3 separate regions of the Homo sapiens genome follow, and all the other regions are linked to region 3. A link is a contact called in ENCODE Hi-C or POLR2A ChIA-PET data. All regions are on one chromosome and are shown on one strand. Each heading gives the region's core, a stretch centred on a gene start or an enhancer-like site at or near the end of the contact. The rest is flanking DNA. Distances are from core to core; before and after follow the strand shown.

Region 1 (3,253 bases), core at 708-3,207, 160 kb before region 3:
GGATTTATTGCCAAACTTTAAGAAAGGCGCTTCATAAGCAGAAGACACAGAATGCCACCCTCCTCAAGGAGGCAAGCACGGAATGCCACCTTCCTCAAGCACGCAAGCTAGGCAGGCCCTGCACGTTCTCACTCCTCTCCCAGAAGCCAGCTTCCTGCCTAGGGCCCAGCCTGCTAAAGGATGGAAATTAATAGCATTTGGTCACTTGAGGTGGCCCCAGAGCTACTTGCCTACCCACCAGGCCCCAGGGAGAGTGGCTGGGCCTCAACCTGTGACCTACATGCAGGGTCTCTGCACCCACAGACTCTGCCCTCAGTCCAGCTGCTGCAGTTAGCTACTTGACACAGGAGGGAACTGAGGCTCCAATTCCTGGCAGTAGGTGGCTTGGCTAAAGCCCCAGCCAGCCATGGCTGCTGGTGGGGGAAGGCTGTTCCTAAGGCAAGATGGCAGGGGATCACATGACTGGGCAACTGATGTCCTTCTTGCTCTTGTCCTGGGGCAGATGGAGGGAAAGCCAGACTGTGGCATGGGGGCCCAGTTTGCACAAGGAGGCTGATGGGGGCTCCCGAACCAGTGCATTGCTGCTCACCTCTGCTCCGGCCCCACGCAGCCCAGAGAAGACATCTGCCCCTCCTGATCCTTGACTACTACCTCAAGAACAAAGTGACAGTACAATAACGATAACGAAGGCATTGACCTGTGCAGCAGGCCTCAGTGGGGTTGGGGAACAGAGCAGAAAGGCCAGGGCATGTTGCTGTGACCCCCCCCTTTCTCTCTTTCAGTAAACAAAAGTGCACATGCAGAAATCTGGGCAGGTCCTATCGGAAGCTGCTCTCACCCCAGAGGCCCCAGGGAGAGTGGCTGGACCTCGGGAGCCAGGGCCTCTGCACCTACAGGCTCTGCCCTCAGTCCAGCTGCTGCAGCACGATGGAGACTGGATGTGCCCCTAGAGTCAGGGACAATGTGGGGGAGAGGCTGGGAGAGGACCAGGGTGCAGGGATGGACCAGGAAAGGGAAAGAAGAAAATGTCTCTTCTCCTAGAAAGTTACAGGAGAGCAGCCCATCTGGGGCTTGAAGGCGGGGAAGTGGCTTCGGATTCCAACATACCCCTATCAGCATTTGAAGAAATGACTGGGATACTGGACCTGTTTCGGCTGAGAAGGAACCACAGAGATCCAGATAAATCCCCATCTGAGGAGGCACAGAAGTTGGTGGGGATTCTCTTCTGAAGGCTGACATGATCATTACAAGTAAGTTTTTCTAATGTGGACATCAGAGCCACTCTGGGATCCACCTCTTCAGAAATATACAAGGCTGGACACTATCCAGGGGCAGAGACTAGACTAGGGGACCCCTTAAATTCCTCTTCCACTCTTGAATCCTCCAGACCTAAGCCCTCCAATCATAGCTCACTGAGAGGAAGGGGCTGCAGAAAATGTCCTTGTTTTGCAAAAAAGGAAACAGGGCCAAAGAGAGAGAGGCCACACAGCTAATGTCCTCCTCACAAAGAGGCCTCTCATCTCCCTCAAGAGGCTCCAGCTGGGTCCTACGTTCCCCCCAACTGAGGGATGAACCTAGAGCCTGGACCCAAGGCCTCTGCAGCTACTCAGAATAGGTGGGAGGAGGGGCTGGCTTTGAGGCTGCCTTAGCCATGAGGCTCTTTGCCTAGGAATAGCTGGAGATGGGAGCTGCAGGGGGCTCAGCTGTGCTGTATTCAGAAGTCAGGAATGTAAACTACTGGGGATGGGGAACAGAGATGATGTCATTCCCAGAAACCCCAAGTGCCGCCCCCAAAGCCCTGGGGCAGTTTGGAACGACCACACAAACACATAGGTCCCAGCGTGTGTGCTCCCAGCCCCAGCCCCAGCCCAGAGGCCAGGCCAGATAGCCAGGCAGTAGCCCTGGGTGGCACCTGGCACCACTGGCCAGAGCAGAGTAGGAAGGACGCCAGGAGTCTCTTCGGGTCATGGCCAAACCCTGACATGCCCAATGGCCCTCCTGCAGCCATTGCTGTAGAAGCAGAAGCACATTTCTCAGCAGGGCTGGGCCTTGATGGACTTGATGGATGGCCAGAAGGGATGGTGCCTCTGGCCCAGAAGGCCCTAGGGTGCACTTCTCCTGTAGAGGGTCACCAGCTCCTTCCGCTTCTCCCTTAGCCCAGGTGCTTCCTGGCTCAGCTCTCCCAAATCTCTCATTTCCTGCAGGACCTGGGTGGCCTGCCTCAGCTGCTCCACAGCCTGGCTGAGCAATGTTTCGGCACTAACAGGGGCCGGCTCACTGCCCAGCACCTTGTTCAACAGTTTCTCCGTCTGTTCCGAGGCCACCTTCACCTCCAGCTGGGCCCGATATAGCCGTTCCCTGGGCTGCAAGGGATGCCGCGGGCCTTCCCCAAGCAAGTCCCCAAGGGAGGAGCAGCGGGGATGGAACTGAGGTGGCAGGTCCCAGGGGGGCAGTGCTGTGGATGTTGTTGCATCCTTTGGAGGAGTTCCTGGGGTGCCCTCAGCCTGAGAGGGCTTGGCAGGCTCAGGACTGTCATCCATGCCATTCACTGAGACCTGCACTGTGCCTGGAGCAGGTGGCCCAGAAGCCTGCATCTCACCCATGGAGGCTTTCAGTTTCTCTGATAAGATCTTGGGTGGGGGTGTAGGGGGCTTCCCACCCTCCCTGGGGGCAGCCTCAGAAGTCTCAGAACAGGGTGCCTGGGACGGTTCTGCACTCTCTGCAGCAGGGGCCTCCTGGGGGCTGGGGTTCTCCCAGCTCACCTTCAGTTTGTCAGGCAGGACGCTGTTGGGAGGCTGCTCAGAGCCACTGTCCTCCTCTGCTGGGGTCTCTGAGTCCTCTTGGCTCTCAGGGGAGACCTCAGAGCTTGCTGAGACAGGGGTTGGGGCTCTCTCCCCCACAGGGGTCTCCACCCTGTCACCAGGGCTGGTGGTCTCAGGTGCTAGGAAAGGCTTGGTAGGAGGCATGAGGGGCCGGGGTGTCTCCCGAGGTTGGGCTTCACTGACATGATTGCTGGGGGCAAACACTGGTGGCCCACTGTCCGGAACATCAAGATCCAGGCGCAGAAGACCGTCAGAAGCTGCACTGGCCACCTGGTGGGGGGGATGGTATATGGGTGTCATCTTGGCTGACTAGCCATTGGGTCAGGTGTGCCCACTGACACGAGTTCTTACCCTCTCCCATCCAGGTTGTCCAGGCCCCCAGCTCCCCAGCCTCCCTCTGTCCTGGCTTCTGTGGCTACTTAATTAGAAGC
Region 2 (3,287 bases), core at 305-2,804, 170 kb after region 3:
GGGGTTTCTCCATGTTGGTAAGGCTGGTCTCCAACTCCTGGCCTCAGGTGATCCGCCCACCTCAGCCTCCTTTGCAAAGTGCTGGGATTACAGGCGAGAGCCACCGCGCCCAGCCCTAGGATATACATTTTCAATGAAGAAGATAGTGCCCCTAAGGGGGCAAAACAATCATATTACAGTTTGTGTTCTGCCAAAGGGCCACAGTATATAAACACTTCTTCTTTCTATGTAAATTTTTGCATCCAGTTTTTCTATAAACCTGTTCCACATGCTCCAGCCATTAATTTCCCCTTTATTTATATCACTTGTCTGTGTTAGATAAGCTATCACATTTCTGTGTAATACAGCTCTAGTATTTTTTTTCTTTTTTCTTTTTTTTGATGGAGTCTCACTCTGCTCTTTTTTTTCTTTTTCTTTTTTTTTTTTTGAGACAGAGTTTCACTCTTGTTGCCCAGGCTGGAGTGCAATGGCATGATCCCCGGCTCACCGCAAGCTCCGCCTCCTGGGTTCAAGCCATTCTCCTGGCTCAGCCTCCCGAGTAGCTGGGATTACAGGCATGTGCCACCACACCCGGCTAATTTTGTATGTATTTTTAGTAGAGATGGGGTTTCTCCATGTTGGTTAGGGTGGTCTCGAACTCCCAACCTCAGGTGATCCACCCGCTTCGGCCTCCCAAAGTGCTGGGATTACAGGTGTGAACCACCGCACCCAGCGAGTCTCACTCTGTTACCCAGGCTGGAGTGCAGTGGCACGATCTCGACTCACTGTAATCTCCACCTCCCAGGTTCAAGTGATTCTCCTGCCTCAGCCTCCCGAGTAGCTGGGATTACAACTGCCCACCACCACACCTGGCTAATTTTTGTATTTTTAGTAGAGACGGGGTTTCGCCATGTTGGCCAGGCTGGTCTCAAACTCCTGACCTCAGGTGATCCGCCCACCATGGCCTCCCAAAGTGCTGGGATTACAGGTGTGAGCCACCGTGCCCGGCCTTTTTTTTTTTTTTTTTTTTTTTTCTTTTTTGAGACAGGGTCTCTCTCTGTCGCCCAGGCTGGAGTGCAGTGGCACAATTCCGGCTCACTGCAGCCTCAACCTTCCAGGCTCAAGCAGTCCTTGCACCTCAGCCCCCAGAGTAGCTGGCACTGAGTAAATGGGACAGGCCTGCATGCCACCTTGCCTGCCAGCTAATTTTTTTTTTGGGGGGGGGGGTGGAATTTTAGTAGAGACGAGGTCTTGCTAGGTTGCCCAGGCTGATCTCGAACTCCTTAGCTCTAGTGATCCTCCTGCCTCGGCCTCCCAAAGTGCTGGGATTACAGACATGTGCCACTGAGCCCGGCCAGTTCTAGTATTTCATTAAGTCCCATCTCCCTGGTTAGATGGTGCACTTCTTTAATATGTATTGTGGTTTTTACTCTCAAAATTCAGAAACTATATAACTCAAGGTCCCTAGTTGCATACAGAAACGAACCCTAGTTGATTCAAGCAAAAGATGAAAGGTTAGTAGTGGGTGACTCACTGAATTCCCAGGAAGTCTGGAGAATCAGGCTCAGAAAACAAGCAAGAACAGGAAGAGGCTATACAGTCATAAACCACTTCTAAAATCATGCCATAGGCTGGGCACAGGGGCGCATGCCTGTAATCCCAACACTTTGGGAGGCTGAGATGAGAGGGTCACTGCAGTCCAGGAGTTAAACACCAGCCTCAGCAACATAGTAAGACCCTGTCTCCACAAACAAATAAAAAAATTAGCCAGGTGTAGTGGCATGTGCCTGTAGTACTAGCTACTCATGAGGCTGAGGCGGGAGGACAGCTTGAGCTGAGGAGTTCAAAGCTACAATGGCACTCTGTGCCACAGAGTGAGACCCTGTCTCTAAAAAATATATATTTAAAAAACATCACTCAGTTAGAAAATGGTGAGTCTTTATTCCAGTGGCCAAAGAAAAAAATTAATGAAAATAATAAAAATGAAAAAAAAAGAAAGTGGGCAAAAGACATCCAGATGATTCACTGAAGAGAATACACAGGTGATAAACAAGCACACGAAAATAACTTGAACACTGTTATCATTAGAGAAATGCAAATTAAAACCACATTGAGGTACCATTACATACCTGCCAGGATAGCTAAAATAAAAAATAGAGATAACAGTAAATATTGGCAAGGATGCAAAGAAACTAGATTTCTCACACATTTGCTGGTGGTAATGTAAAATGGTATAGTCACTCTGAAAACCAGTTTCTTAAAAAACTAAACACAATTACCATATGACCCAGCAACTGCACTCTTGGGCACTTGTCCCAGAGAAATGAAAACTTATGTTCACACACACACAAAAAACTGTATATAAATGTGCATAGCCATTTTTTTTCATAATAGTCCCAAACTAGAAACAGCCCAGCTCACCTCCAACACGTATATGGTAAAACAAACTGTGGTATATCTATACCATGGAATACTACCGTTCAGCAACAAAAAGGAATGAACTATTGATACACGCAACAACCTGGATGAATCTCCAGAAAATTATGCTGATTGAAAAAGCCAATCCCAGAAGGTTACATATGGTACGATTCAATTTATATAACATTTTTGTCCAGGCTCATGACTGTAATCCCAGTGCTATGAGAGGTAGAGGCAGGATAATCATTTGAGGCCAGGAGTTCCAGACCAGCCCGGGCAACATAGCAAGACCTCATATCTACAAAAAATTTTAAAAATTAATCAGGGGTGGTGGCATGCGCCTAGCTACTTGGGAGGTTGAGGCAGGAGGATAGTTTGAGGCTAGGAGTTCAAGGTTACTGTAAACTATGATCACATCACTGCACTCAAGCCTGGGTGACAGAGACCCTGTTTCACTTTACATATTTATATAAATAACAGTTTTTTTTTTTTGGAGACGGAGTTTCACTCTGTCGCCCAAGCTGAAGTGCAGAGTACAATGGCATGATCTCGGCTCACTGCAACCTCTGCCTCCCAGGTTCAAGCAATTCTCCTGACTTAGCCTCCTGAGTAGCTGGGATTACAGGCTCATGCCACCATGCCCGTCTAATTTTTGTATTTTTAGTGGAGATAGGGTTTCACCACGTTGGGCAGACTGGTCTCAATCTCATGACCTCAAGTCATCCACCCACCTTGGCCTCCCAAAGTGCTGGGATTACAGGTGTGAGCCACTGCACCGGGCCTAAATAACAGTTTTTATATAACAAAATTTTTGAAATGGAGAACAGGTTAGTGGTTACAAGAGATTAGGGATGGAGGTGGGAATATACTGTGTTCACATGTGCAGGGAA
Region 3 (3,396 bases), core at 78-2,577:
TCCCCTTGACCGGATTGTGACATCCAAGGCAGGAACCTTGCCTGGTTGATTATGGCGTATTCTTGGACTCTAGCACATGCCTGGAGCATACAGTAAGTAGCTATTCAATAATTATTTGTTGGCCGGGTGCGGTGGCTCATGCCTGTAATCCCAGTACTTTTGGAGGCCGAGGCAGGTGGATCACCTGAAGTCAGGAGTTCAAGACCAGCTTGGGCAACATGGTGAAACCTCGTCTCTACTAAAAATACAAAAATTAGCCGGGCATGGTGGTACATGTCTGTAATCCCAGCTACTCAGGAGGCTGAGGCAGGAGAATCGCTTGAACCCGGGAGGTGGAGGTTGCAGTGAGCTGAGATTGTGCCACTGCACTCCAGCCTGGGCCACAGAGAGAGACTCCATCTCAAAAATAAGTAAATAAATAAAATAATTATTTGTTGAATAACTGAATGGATGTAATCTGAGGTGACAGAGTGACCCACTGTGATCTGAGATAATGTGACCTCTCTTGATTGCAATCTGGGTTGACTGTGAACAGAGTCGGGGCTTTTGATGATTGTGTTGAAGTGTCTGTGATTGTAACCTACAAGGACTGTGATCTGAGGGGTCTGCGCACCGGTGACTGTGGCCTTCAGGCACTAATCTGTCATAAGGACCAGTAGGGATAATGAATGGAGGTGACTGAACTAGTAACCTTGCATGATCGATTGAAGTAACTTGCACTGATTGTGATCTGAAGTGACCGTGAACAAGTTAGTGACGACGCTTTCCACGACTGTCTTGTTGTGACTGTGCTCATGATCTACAGAGTTCTGGCTTCAGATGACCTAAGCCAGTGCTTGGAGCAGCCTTGACGATTGACATGAGATGTGTGCGAGATGCTGAGATTGTTGATCTACCCTGACAGCTGAGGTTATTGATCTGCATTATGAGCTGAGATAACAGATCTGTGGGCCTGGACTCAGACTAGGAATGGTGCTAATATGTGTGTAGTTCTCTTAAGATTTCTGATTTTGTTTTAATATCCTCCCAAATGGCACAGCCCTGTTCGGCCCCACGCCAACAAGGAATAGGGATGAGGACCAGGTTGAGTCAATCCTCACAGAAAACTACCGGAAACACAACGCATCTTCTGGGCCGCGCTGCCGCAGCTGCGGGCAGACCCACCGCCTTGGTCATGGCCTCCTGCACAGCCTGCCCTTCGTTCGGACCCCCTAGCCCTACCCCCACGATCGGTCCGTGGTGCGCCTGCGCGGAGGCGGGGCGGTGCTTTGCCCTTTGTTGTGGGCCCCAGTTTCCCAGGACACCGCGCGGCGCTGGGGTGGGGCTATGCAGATGAGGCACTCGGGGGCGGGGCGGCGGCGGCGGCGGCGGCGGTGGCGGCCGGGGAGGGTCAGTTGGAGGCAGGCGCTCGCTGAGGCAAAAGGAGGCGCTCGGCCCGCGGCCTGACAGGGACTTAGCCCGCAGAGATCGACCCCGCGCGCGTGACCCCACACCCACCCACTCATCCATCTATCCACTCCCTGCGCCGCCTCCTCCCACCCTGAGCAGAGCCGCCGAGGATGATAAACACCCAGGACAGGTAACGGCCCGGCCCAGGCTCCCCGCCCCCATCCTCCCTCATCTGCTCCAGAGGGCCTCTCACGTACCCCTAGCCGGCCCCCGCCCCCCGCAGCGGGGCCATCCGCCCCCAGCCAGGTCCGTTCACCACTTCAGCCACCCTAGTCCGGTCCTCAGCCCTGCAACTGGGCCTTCTTCTGTCCTTTAGCCCCCTCTTCAGCCGGGCCCATCCCCCTCATCCGGGCCTTCTCCTCCCCTAAAGCCCCCAAAAGCCGGAACCCAACCTTCCAAGCAAGTCCCCTTTTTTCTTTCAGCCCCACCGAATTGTGCCCCATTCCCCAAACTGGGCTTTCCCCGGCATCCAGATTCCCCAAATTGTTTCCTGTCTTCCTCAAATCTTTCTTACTCCCCTTATAAGTCACTTCACCCTTCCCTTTGAATTCCCTCCCTGATGAAAACTGCACCCCCCACCCAGACTCTTCTCATATCACTGCCCCCCGCAAAGTCAACCTCCATCCTTCAGTTCTCAGTTTACCCCCACTCATCACCCTCCCCCCATTCTCTTCAGGCCTAGCAGTCCTTACACAGATGTCCAGCCTCTTCCTCCTGGTCCCATACTTCAGCTTCATCTTTCCCCCACCTTCCCCTCTCCACACCCCTCTCCCAGTTAGGCCCCATTTTCCCAGTCTCCCAGCGCCATTCCTTTTATTTATCAAACACCAGGTTTGATTCTTGTGCTCCATCCTGTTGCCCCAATGGTATACCCCCAACACTCTTGGAAACATTCTTACCCTCTAAACATCTTTTCTCAGCTGGAACTCATCCTTCTCCTTCCCCTCTTAACTGAATCCCGTCTTTGGATCATTAGATCACAGGACCCAGCCATCTCGCTTCCAGTGAACCTTCCCCCTGTACCTCCAGTGCCTTCAAACCAAGCTCTATATTCTGGACACTAGATCTTTGCAATTTCCTCCCTCAAAACCCGACCCTAGTCTTCCCCCATTAATTAGAGAAAGGCTGCACATCTTTCTCAGACCGAGCACCCTGGTTTTCCAAACTTGCATGGTATATCCTTCCCCCTGCAGATAGTTCCTCAATTTTCCTTTCTCTACATGCCTCTCTTTCTCCAAGACAACCCTTCTCACCTATCTCTCCCTCAAATTTTAATATATCCCATATTTCTGCCTCTGTTCTCTGAAACTGTTCCACAATTTCCTAATTCCCCGGAATTTTTAATCCTAGTTGCTCCTTATACATCAGAATGGCTTTCATTTACAATTTGGACCTAATTCTCTTCCTCATTTTTTCCCCAAACTTGTTGCTGTCCTGTCCAAACCGTGTCTGAAGCTCATTAGTTCCCCACACCAGACCTTTTGTCCCCAGATTTGGCCTTATGGCCTCTGCCTCTCACTTGGGCCTCATTATTTTGCAAGCAGATCCATTCCCTGTAAATCTTCCTTAAATTGGGCCATGTTCTATTCAGAATTAGACTAGTTCCTCTCAAATGCATTGCCTTCTTTATTGCTTTTCTTTGCATAGAGCCCTCTAACTGCCACTCAGGATTCCTCTCAAACTTGGGCACTCTTCTTACTGAAATAGTCTCTCAACTTTCCTTTCCCACTTGTTAACAGCACCAGCCTTAAATATTCCAACTGGGTTTTCAGCTTTTCTTGTATTTCAGTGTTTCTTACCCTGGCTTCACATTTGAGAAATCAGTCACTTGGGCCTTACCTTCAAAGATTGGTCTCATTGGCCTAGAGTGTCCTGATTATTAGCATATAGTTTTAAAGCTCCCCAGGTAATTCTTTATAATGCAAAGCTGGGGTTAAAAACCACAGC

The links. Hi-C counts contacts between places; a loop is a spot of excess contacts on that map. ChIA-PET counts read pairs that join two places held with the same protein, here RNA polymerase II (POLR2A). Pooled maps may share reads with other maps.
Region 1: a loop to region 3 is called in a pooled map, with 2.0 times the contacts of the local background. The contact joins the enhancer-like site here to the promoter of OAZ2 in region 3. A Hi-C loop is called at or near these places in 2 of 50 pooled maps. POLR2A ChIA-PET finds 5 or more read pairs at or near these places in 3 of 52 experiments (GM10248, H1 and WTC11).
Region 2: a pooled map shows a loop between it and region 3 (2.8-fold over the local background). The contact joins the enhancer-like site here to the promoter of OAZ2 in region 3. A Hi-C loop is called at or near these places in 2 of 50 pooled maps. POLR2A ChIA-PET finds 5 or more read pairs at or near these places in 2 of 52 experiments (GM12878 and activated CD4-positive, alpha-beta T cell).

Annotation. Positions count from the first base shown.
Region 1 is chr15:64,864,738-64,867,990 of GRCh38, reverse strand. It overlaps PLEKHO2 (pleckstrin homology domain containing O2), which reads right to left. Exons shown (of 6, transcript NM_025201.5): 6 at 1-3,092. The coding sequence ends at 2,103. Among named protein-coding and RNA genes, the nearest start is that of PLEKHO2, 24 kb to the right of the region's middle. RefSeq lists enhancers at 434-1,113, 2,567-2,616. Within about 2 kb of position 1,957, at least 4 of the 41 ENCODE cell types and tissues checked have a DNase peak (open chromatin) inside an H3K27ac peak, as active enhancers do.
Region 2 is chr15:64,534,643-64,537,929 of GRCh38, reverse strand. All of the region lies in intron 2 of ZNF609 (zinc finger protein 609), which reads right to left. Among named protein-coding and RNA genes, the nearest start is that of ZNF609, 76 kb to the right of the region's middle. Within about 2 kb of position 1,554, at least 5 of the 41 ENCODE cell types and tissues checked have a DNase peak (open chromatin) inside an H3K27ac peak, as active enhancers do.
Region 3 is chr15:64,701,212-64,704,607 of GRCh38, reverse strand. OAZ2 (ornithine decarboxylase antizyme 2) reads left to right here and starts at 1,327. Exons shown (of 5, transcript NM_002537.3): 1 at 1,327-1,579. The coding sequence starts at 1,560. LOC124903507 (a long non-coding RNA gene) reads right to left here and starts at 65. Exons shown (of 3, transcript XR_007064679.1): 1 at 1-65. RefSeq lists silencers at 1,192-1,511, 1,522-1,741 and an enhancer at 3,370-3,396.